Regions from separate parts of the Mus musculus genome. Here region 1 is linked to region 2. A link is a loop called in an ENCODE intact Hi-C map of the cell type or tissue named here. Cell type or tissue: left cerebral cortex. All regions are shown on one strand. Each heading gives the region's core, and the rest is flanking DNA. Links, peaks and the distances in the headings are about the cores only.

What was found. Peaks named below come from ENCODE experiments on the same cell type or tissue, not always from the same donor. Only the 100,000 strongest peaks of a DNase experiment are listed, where the experiment ranks them.
Region 1: a loop joins it to region 2, with 2.3 times the contacts of the local background. A loop is called at or near these places in 5 of 42 quality-filtered maps.

Annotation. Positions count from the first base shown.
Region 1 is chrX:152,074,423-152,079,807 of GRCm38, reverse strand. No RefSeq gene overlaps it. Among named protein-coding and RNA genes, the nearest start is that of Gm15266, 34 kb to the left of the region's middle. In left cerebral cortex, for the core only: no CTCF peak of the experiment used is centred there; no DNase peak of the experiment used is centred there.
Region 2 is chrX:152,129,277-152,134,661 of GRCm38, reverse strand. No RefSeq gene overlaps it. Among named protein-coding and RNA genes, the nearest start is that of Iqsec2, 12 kb to the left of the region's middle. In left cerebral cortex, for the core only: a CTCF peak has its summit at 2,447 (motif pointing left); a DNase peak (open chromatin) is centred at 3,651; H3K27ac peaks cover 1,675 bases.

The DNA.
Region 1 (5,385 bases), core at 231-5,230, 55 kb after region 2:
CTTTCCTCTTCTATTTATTTGGATACATGCATACATTGTACCTACATAAATTTATGGATATTACATATGTATAAATCTCATTCTGTTTCTTGCTTTTTTCATTCAATACTGTTTGGAGGGTTACTTGACCATATTATTATATGAAATCTAGCTACTATTTTTTAATTGCTTTATACTTTTCTATCCTATGAAAATTTTACAGTTAGTTTATCTAGTCCCATTATGATGGGAACCTAGGGTGATCCCAAGTCCTTGATACCCCAGAAACTGATGCAACAAGCAAGCTCAAATGTATCCCCTTTGGACTACTGTAACAATTTCTCAGAATGTATGCCCAGGGCTTGGATTACTAGGTCACAGAGTTTTTCCACAAGAGACTAGCAAACTACTCTCCAAAATAACATAACCCATTCACAGTGCAGCCACCGCTGTCTTTCCCTCACATCCTTCGTATACTGAAACCTTTTACATTTTACCACCACTGTTGTAATTTCTCACTATCATTTTAATTTTCATTTATCTAACTATTAACAGAGTTAAAAATATCAATATGGCTGGAGGAAGCTGAGGAGGAGGGTGACCCTATAGTAAGACCAGCAGTCTCAACTAACTTGGACTTCCGAGGTCTCTCAGACTCTGAGCCATCAATCAGGTAGCATACACCAGCTGATCTGAGGCCCTTGACACATACAGCAAAGGATTGCCTGGTCTGGCCACAGTGAGAGAAGATGTACCTAACCCTCGAGAGACTTGAGGCCCCAGGAGTGGGTAGGTCTAGTGTGTTGATGGGGGAAGGGGTGGGAACATCCTCTTGGAGACAGGGGGAGAAGGTGTGGGATGAGGAACAGTCTGAGGGTGGACCAGGGGAGGGCCAAGGACTGGACTGTAAAAAAGAATAAAGAGTAACAAAAAGGAAAAGTAATCTCAGTATGTTCAAATTTCCTGTTGTGTAAATGGAATATCATGTCCATATTATGTCATCCATGTTGAGTTTATGATCTTCTATTTCATCTTCTTTTATTTAATTTATTATTTTATTTGTTTTGACACAAACACTCACTTTGTTGCCCAGGCTGGCCTTGAACTCACCCTACTTCAGTCTCTGGAGTGCTAGGATTATAGGATATACCATCATGTCTGCCTTTACTGACTGCTGATTTATCCTCTGTCAGTTTTATACACTACAAATACATTCTCCAGTCCCTTATCGTCCAGATGCTTCATATATTTCTGGCTCCTATGTGTTGCTGGCACCAGAATCAAAGTTATGAACATGATAGTCAGGGTTTGTTGACTGATGAGCAAGGAGAGAAAGTATTGCTCCTCTTGGGTTACATAGTAGTAAGTGTGGGCCCTACCCCCCCTACCAAGCAATCCATTAGAGAGCACCCTAATTTAGATGTTACACAGCCACTAGAATTCATTCCTTCAGTTCTCCATCATCCATATATACTCTTTTCCCTATATTTACACCCTGGAAAGAAAGCACTCACTCTTAATCCTTTTCTTCCTTCCAGAGGACAGCAACCAAAACAAAAAAATAGGATTCGTTCAGGTATAAGCAACAGAAACACAAATTACTGACTCACTAGACCATAGAGAAGGAGACTTCAGGATGATTCTCTGTGGTTCTCTTGCTTTGGCTTCCTCTGCTTGTCAGTACCACCCTTGGGGAATTATTCCATGTATTCAGAAGATGGTTAGCAGTAGCAAAGGGGCCACATGCCTTTTTGTTCCTATACAGGGAAGATGAGTCATCGTGTCCCTCAAAAGCCGAGCAAAGTCCTGAGCCTCATTGTGAGCGGATCATGTCTGAACTAATCATCACTGTCAGAGGGAAATGAAATGACTCAGGTTAGTATACCTGTAAAGACCTACCTATATCTAGAGCTGGTGCTGGGGTCAATCCAAACTCTATCATCGTTATAAAAATGGGACAGATGATTGAATGCTGGAGAATAACCACAATATCTACTATAAGGGCATAAACTATGAAAGTGAAAAGAGATGAGGTCCAAGAAAGAGTGTGTCTAACCTAAAAGACCAATGAAGGCATAGCTCAGGATGGTAGCTGCACAGCAGCCCTATAGAGCAGTTATCCAAGTGGGAGCAGAAAGGAGAATTCCAGGAGGAACATATCCAGGGAAAGGAGAAGGCTTCAAATGATTTTTATACTTTCCTTGGGAATTTTAAATAACTTACTAAGGTACTAATGCCAGGCAATGCAAAGAAAAGAAAGCAACTAGAAACTCCAAGCACCAGGGACTGTATAAGAAAAGTAATGTGGGATGAAAAGGATGGCTCAGTAAAGTGCTTGCCTTGCAAGCACATGGACCTGAGTTCAGTCACTAGAGACAACATTTAAAAAAAAAAACCAACTAGGCTTGGTGGTGTGCTCATTTTTAATCACAGTGTTTGGGAAGTACAAAGAGATGGATCCCTAGGCTAGTGGCTAATGGCCTAGCCTACTTGGTAAGATCTTGTCTTTAAAAAGGTGGATGGTACCTAAGCAACAGCACACAAGGTTATCTTATGACCTCTACATGCAAGTACCTGTACATATATGCCCATACACATACATGTGCACACAAAATTAGCATGAACAATTTATTGACTCAAGCCTTTAGCAAAGTACAGATGAATTAGTTATGGCCACAAATAGAAGGTAAATTTTATCAATCTCGTTAATAATTTAATTCTAATACTTGGGAAGCAGAGGCAGGTAGACCTCTATGACTATAAGGCCAGCCTGGTCTACAGAGGGAGCTCCAGGCCAGTCAAGTGGCAACTGTATCAAACAACAAAATAGAGATGATAGAAGAGGTATAGAGATTATACATATATGTATATAACTGGTATACTGGGGACATTACTATATTGAAGGCTTGGGAGGAGGACAGTTGGTTGGTATACATAGCATAAGAATGGCCCCTATAGACTCAGGTGTTTGAATGCTTGGCCACAGGGAGTGGCACTATTAAGAGGTATGGTCTTGTTGAAGAAAGTGTGTCACTGTGGAGGTGGGCTTTGAGATGTCCTATGCTCAAGCTATGCCCAGTGTGGTACACAGTCTCTCCCCATTGCCTATGAACCAAGATACAGAACTTTCAGCTCCTTCTCCAGCACCTTGTCTACCTGCACACTGCTGTATCCTGCCATGACAAATAATGGACCAAACCTTGGAACTGTAAGCCAGTCTCAATTACATGCTTTCCTTTAAAAGAGTTCCCTTGGTCATGGTGTCTCTTCACAGTAATAGAAACCCCCAACTAATTCAGCAAAGAAGTAAAAAATGACTGAAATTGATAAACAGGTTGGCAAGTAGAAAACCTGTGCATTATTTGGAGCTGTGAAGATAATTACCAGAAAAAAGGAAAACAGAATAGATTTCCAGGTCAAGATGACAAATTTATCATGTGTTTATCTCTCCTCTCTTCTGAGAGCCTTCAAAATGATAGTTAAGAGATTATAAAGATATAAAAAAAAAACCTTTGTACTATACTACTATGAGGAAGAGTGTAGGAGCTCATCTGTCAACAAAACAGATTTCAGTAAATCTCAGAAAAATAGAAGTAAATGGAGAGTTGGTTACAGAAGAGGCATGGTGGATGAAGCCACAGCTGGATCATGCATGATGGCACCTCTGAGAAAGTGGTTGACCTGTCTTTGCAGAAACTTCAGAGAACATTGGGTCTTGACAATGTCAAAGGTGGGAGTGAGATGTGTTGCTGAAAACGGAGTTTAGTGAGAAGTCTATGTCAAACTCTCCACCCTCATACACAATGCACAGTGGCAGGGTGTCTACTCATTAGGCAAAGATAGGGGCTTCCACTTGAAGGAACAGAACCATCTCAGAGAGAGGATCTAGGTATTCTGGGGATTTGGGACTATAGCATAAGACTCGGAACTTTTCTTATCCTATGGGGAATTTGTCAGTTTGCCTAACCCTGCTCCCCCACTGAATTTCCAATCAGATTTTCACTGGTATGTTTTTAAAAACTTTTTACTGGTTCATTTTGTTATTTGGCAATTTCACACATTTGTAGAATATATTCTGATCACTGTCCCCTAACTCTGCCATGCTTTCTTATTTCCCTCTCGTCCCTGTCAACATGCCCCACATCCATACACATGTGTTCCTTTCTCAGATTCATGACTTTTGGTTTAGTTTTGTGACTCATTTTAACCAGGGCCACCTATGTGGCCATTGCATCAAAACTATCCATTGGAGTCTGATATTATCAGTGGCTGTACAACTGAAGGCAATGATTTCTCCTGAATCTGTCAGTAGGAAATAGTCCATCAGTGCAGGGTAGGGCTCTCTTGACTTCCCCTCCACCCATGTGCAGAATCAGTGAAGGTGTCCGCAGCTGCTGGGACATTATAATTGCAATGGTCATGTCTAGAAAAAATGCCTAGAAGACAATGACATTTTACAGAGTTTCTCTTTATTTTCTGTTTGTTTGTTTGTTTTTTTTTTTTTTACATTCTTTCCATCCCCTCTTCCACAAGGTTCTTTGAGCCTAGAGAGGATGGTATAAATCACTTGTTTAGGAAAATACCTAGTGTGGCCATGACTCTCTGCATCCACCACAGTTGACTGGACAGAGTGGCTTTTCTGATTAAGACTAAAGAAATGTCAGAAAACCAGAATGGATCACAAGGTTTTCTTTGAGAAAAGGCCACACATGAAAGAAATATTCCAAAATAAACAGAGTAACTGGGTAGGGAACTTGTTAGCAAACGAGCAGCCTAATGGGAGATCTAAATCTGTTTTGTTTTGTTTTGTTTTTTTTACCTCAGATATTTTCAGGCTGAGGGACAGAGCATCACCTATTAGATAATAATTGTCCTACTTTAGTCAAACATCACAAAAGAGAATTGTGGTCCTACTCCCACTACACTAACAAAGGCCAACAGTGAGTTCGGACTTCAACTCTCACTGGATAATGGGTTACCCTCCTCTTCCCACCACAGGTGGGACAGCTAGAGCACCCATTCTCACCTAGCAATGAGAAACCCCTGGGGAGGGTGTCCAATGGAGACTGAACAGAGACTGTGTATTTCTATAGCTGCTGCTTTAATGGGGCAGGGTCTTTTCTTCCACTGTAATAATAGTGTCTGACAATGGAAGCTAAAAGAGAATATTGAAATAAGATCCAGCATCTCATAACACAATAGCCCAAATACCCAGGTCTCAAATGACAATTACTCATCATGCCAAGAACCAGAAAAACCTCAACTTGAATGAGAAAAACAAAATGAAACAATAGACCTGAGCACCAAGATGACAGAGATGTTAAAATTAGCTGAAAAGTGTTCAAGGACAAGGAGTCACCATCAAAATACCTTTAACAATTACAAATGTGCTCCAAACAAATCACA
Region 2 (5,385 bases), core at 143-5,142:
AGTACTTGTCAGCCTCTAACAACTGCAGAGAGCAAGCCTAATAGGCTGCTGTAGAGTTTCGTTTTAGGAGAAATTTTCTCTCTGAAGATGATGTGTAAGCTTGATCCTGTCAGAACATAAAACCACATAACCCATCATGTTTCCAATTTTGTCCTGGCTGCCATAAAACTTTGAGCCAAATTCAGAGTCCAATTATAATTCAGTTCATTTTAGGTACCTGGCAACATCTATTTGTGCTTCTTTTCCATAGTTGCTGGTCTGTTTTCTTCCATATTTTTATCCCCAATTTTCTTTCTTTCATGTTATAAACTGATGAGTCGCCTAATATCCTCTTTAAAGTGGGTGAAATATAAATCTCACATAAACTAAACTATATTTACAGATGCTAAGGGGATTTAAAACAATGACGAACCTTTCAAGAAACAGATATTTGGCCTAAAGGAAAGCAGGCGTCTAAGGAAATGATTACTATCTTCAAATATCCAATAGGCTACCAGGAGGGTAATGTAGTAGAAATATTCTGCATAACTCCAAAGTGCACAGCCAGATGTAATGGGTGAAAATAACAGGGAGACAGAGACCAAGGGAAGAAACCTCTTCCAAGGACGCTTAAACAACAAGGCTAGTTCACTATCAATGGAGGCCTTCAAATAGTGACTGGATGGTATCATTTGGAGGGTCTGTTGCAATAGAGAGTGGAAACATATTAAATAAGATGGTTTCAAAGTCCCTTTATGGCCCTACCATGTGAAAGACATCATCCTAGCTGTAAATTAGAAGACAGGATGGAAAAGAGAAAGGTATGGAGGGAGAACAGAAAAGAAGCAAAGATTCACCAAATACTGGGATATTCTAGCTCAAATGAACCTTGACCACTTCAGAGACATTCATAAAGGGAATAATGAGCTATAAACAGAACCCAAGCCTGCACTAACCCAGTCCTATTCCATATGATTCTTATAGGGGGAAAGGAACCAAAAAGTCCTTTCCATTGCTCATTACACCATGGGCTGGTGTTCAGAGTTTAAAGGGAACTTTAGAGATCATGTGGTCCAAATCCCTTGTTTTATGACCCAATAAAGAGACTCAGAGGGAGCTGGCTGTGGTGGCTCATGCCTGTAATTTCAGCATCTGGATGGAGTATTACAAGTTTGAAGCCAGCCTGGGTTTATATAAGAAGACTCCATCTAGATAGGTAGACAGACAGACAGACAGACAGACAGACAGATCAAGGCAGACCTTGTGGAATGGAAGGGACTAGTCAACCCATTGCCTGTTTCACCTCACTAAGAGTTGCTCAAGGGCAAAACCAAGTTTTCTTTCAATTCTTCCACAAGGCTTCATGTTGGCACCTTGCACATGGTGGGTATACAATTAACAGTTGGGAAATTGAACTCAGCAGAATTGTTCCAAAGTGCTGAAACTATACGTTAGGCCTTCTAACACTGTGATACTTTCTATGACAAAATACCATTCACTTCTAGTCGAACAGATTTTCACATCTCTGTTTCAGAAGCCTGGAGCCATACAATAGTAGACAGGAGATAAACTGTGCCCTCAAGGAACAAATGTTCTGCCCGTGGGCTGTCCATTTGCTGTCATGGAAAGCTGCTTTCTCACTTTTGCATACTTACTGCCTCTTATTCTTCAGATCTTAGTTCATCAGCAGCCCTTTCTCTCCTTCTTAGTGTAGGTAGGTCCCTCGATAGATGCTGTCTGAGAGTCCTTTTCTTTGCTCAGCACAGCAAGTTTATAATTGCATATTGACTGGTGCAGTTCTTTGTTGCTCACCATCTGTTTCCTTCTTCGAACTGTTAACACTCAAGGGTAGGTGTTTCTCTGTCTATTGTTACACTTCACGTTCAATGTCATAGGTATAGTAAAAATCCTGGTACATGGTAGGTAAGCAATAAGCAATCCATACTTTTTGGATGCCTGGACTAACACCCGAATATATAGATACATATATCATAATTACAATTTAGTGTGATAAGGGATATAAGGCAGTATATCCAAATCACTTCCTTAGGAAGGAGATAGCCAGTTTGGGCATCAATGAGGCTAGTCTAGGATGGCCTGATGAAATGTCTGTGCTGCTAGGCAACCATAGGGAGAACAACACACACAGCTTTGTGAAAGTGTCTCTTTTTTTTTTTTTTTTTTCAGACAAAGCCAGGTACATTTCATAATTCCTTTATTTCCCTAGTCCCTCAAGAAGCAGACTGTTCTGCTAGAGTGAAATAAACTGAGTACAACTAGCAGATGACCACAGAGGGTTGCCCCAGGAAGCCTAGAGACTCGGAATTCGTAGATTGCTCTGTTCCTTAGCATTCTCATCTATAGGATCAAGACTGAGAACAAGGATTGGTTCTGGATTCAGGAGACAGTTCTGAACCTTTTGGTAGGGTAAGACCTACTCTCCAGCAGAAGAGTGTTGCCCCCTGGTGGTAATAATAATGATAATAATGACAATGATGATCAAATGATCATTAGTGGGTATGATCTTTGCTAGAGTCACCAACCTTTCCAGTTTGCCCACAACTGTTTTAATCACTGAAGGCCCTAGATCCCACTGAAGGCTCTGAATGACAGTTAAATCAGGGCATTTGGCCATGTTTTTCCATCCAGGATGTTCAACATACTCTGCATACACATGAACTCACTACATAATTCATGACTCCCAAGACTAGGAATTCAGTTTGGACAGAGCCTTCAAGATCCAGCCCATTTTCCAGATGAAAAAGCAAATTCTGAAAGAATGGAAAAAAAAAAACCTCCGTCTTTAATATCTTGTTGCAAATTAACAGCAGAACCAAGAATAGCATCTAAGCATGCAGACCCGCAGCCTCATGTTCTCTGCCTATACCTAGCACCCCCTCAGCTACTTGTCAGTTTGTGAGGCTCTCCAATTCTCCAGGAGGTCTTTCCTAAATCACCTTGCACTGCTCCCTCAGCCTTTCAAAACCCTTCCCCCTTTAAACAACGGGTATTTTTTTTTTTTACCCTCTAAATGTGTAGCAAGGAAAATATTTCCCAGGGAAATAAGCCAAGAAGATGGGGCACTTCCCACATGCTTGCCCTGACAGATCACTTTGCCCTCATATGCTTTCCCCTCCGTTGCTTCTTTACCCCTTCCCGCTCCCACCCTTTTAAAGATTTTTTTCAGCCCCACCCCAAATCCCATCCCCAGAAATACTAGAGAGGAGAGCAATTATAGCTTAGGGCAGTCTCAGGTTTGTCCAGTGGCCCAAGGAAGGGCATCTGGCAAGGCAGATAAAGGAGAGATGGGGAGGGAGGTTTTCAAAATCACCAGGTGGGATGGTTTTGAGAACTGAAAGCTGAGAGGTAGGAAAGCATCCCTGCAGCTGCACTGGGAAAGAAGCCACCTTGCCCGACTTCCTAACCCTAGCAAGTCTGTCAGGAGATAGGTCCTGGTTTGCTGACCGCCTAAATTTATATGTCCTTCTTTGTTCCCTTGATCCCTAACAAGGACCCCCCCCAAAAAAAATCAGCTCCTGCCTCTCCCCTCCACTGAGACAAATTTGCAAACTCCCACATCTCTGTGGAAACGGCAGAGAGCAGGAGAGAAGAAAAAAGGAGAAAAATCCACCCACATGCCAACAAACTGGAAAAAAAATAACCCAGGCCTTGTCTCACTCAGCTGTTGGCTTGCCTCTCCCTCCCACTGTGGCGGCTGCTCCTGCCTCCTGGACAGAGACCTGGAACTGTTCAACTTTCCTGTTCCAAGCTGGCTTTTGTCAATATCCCCTGCCTCCAACCCTACTCCAGCTACCAGAGTGACAGTCCTGGATTCCAGGAGCAGGAGAGCTAGAAAGGAGAAATAGCAGAGCCACTAAGTGCTTGTAGCGGGCTTCAGATCCTGTGCTCCTAAACTGTATCGTATCCTAAACTGTATCCCTCTCCTTGTCCCATGAAAATAAGTCAAGGAGATTGGTCACTACTCACAAGCTCTCTCTGCCAGGCTCTTTGCTCTCAAGAGCTGTCCCATGCCTTTTCATACCTCCTTGCCTTACCTCTTCAAGCTCTGTTTTCAGTCTGATTTTATGTGCTTCCATCTTTTCTCGGCCTCCTGTTTCTTCACCTTCTCTCCTAGTTCTAGGCACCGTTTAGAAAACAAAACTGAACAGGACAAAACAAAATGGAGTGTGTTGCTAGGAAGGAGAGATCTGGAAATAGTTAAGAACTATTGAGGAAACTGAGAATGTTTAGCCTGTGGGGAGGAGATTATGAACAGCACAGGAAGATAGAATCAAAAAGAGGGTTTACCTTACCAGATGAGGTGGCTCAGAGAGGGAGCTATTATATGGACAGTTCCCCACCCCACGCCACCCACCCATCCACCCCCACTTCCCCTCTGGGCCTCCAGGAAGCAGAAGGAATAGTGAGTGAAAGATGCAAGACAGATTTAAATGGCAGTTTTGTTTCTTCTTTCCAAATTCTTGTTATTTCATTCCCTTGTCTTACTGTGTGGGATCTCTAGAATGTGGAGATACAGGTTTTACTGTAGCTACAGCTAACAAAAGAGACAAAATGGGCATCTATGTTATTCATCTAAAAGAAAGAGAGCTCCCTGCTTTACGATCATATATAATACTTGATGTAGGCTTTTGAAGGTTTTTTTTTTTAATCAAGTTAAGGAAATTTCTTCTTCTTCATAATAGCTAAGATGTTTATTTGTCAAGAACATGGGTTAAGTCTTATTGACTACTACTTCCTTAGCATCTTTCCCAATGATCATATGGTTTTTTTCCTTTTCTATACACAGTTTCTTTTTCTGTTTTTAAAGATTTATTTATTTATTTATTTATTTTTATGTACACTGTAGCTGTACAGATGGTTGTGAGCCATCGTGTGGTTGCTGGGAATTTGAATTCAGGACCTCTGCTTGCTCTGGTTGACCCCGCTCACTCTGGTTGGTCCAGCTTACTCTAGTCCTGCTCACTTCGGCCTAAAGATTTATTTATTATTGTATCTAAGTACACTGTAGCTGTCTTCAGGCACACCAGAGGAGGGTGTCAGATCTCATTACAGGTGGTTGTGAGCTCCCATGTGATTGCTGGGATTTGAACTCAGGACCTTCAGAAGAGCAGTCAGTACTCTTAACCGCTGAGCCATCTCTCCAGTCCTGATACACAGTTTCAATGAACTAAGGGATGGCAACATGGCTCAGTGGGTAAAGATGCTTGCCACCAAACTTGACAAGCTGGGTTTGATTCCTGGTACCTATGTGGAAGGAAAGAACCAACTCCTACAAATTGTCCATTGACCTCCACATGTGTGCTGTGACAATGGGCATCCCTTCAAAATATAATTTAACAAAAGAAGCTAAAAAATGACCTCAAAAAATAGATAACTTATAATACA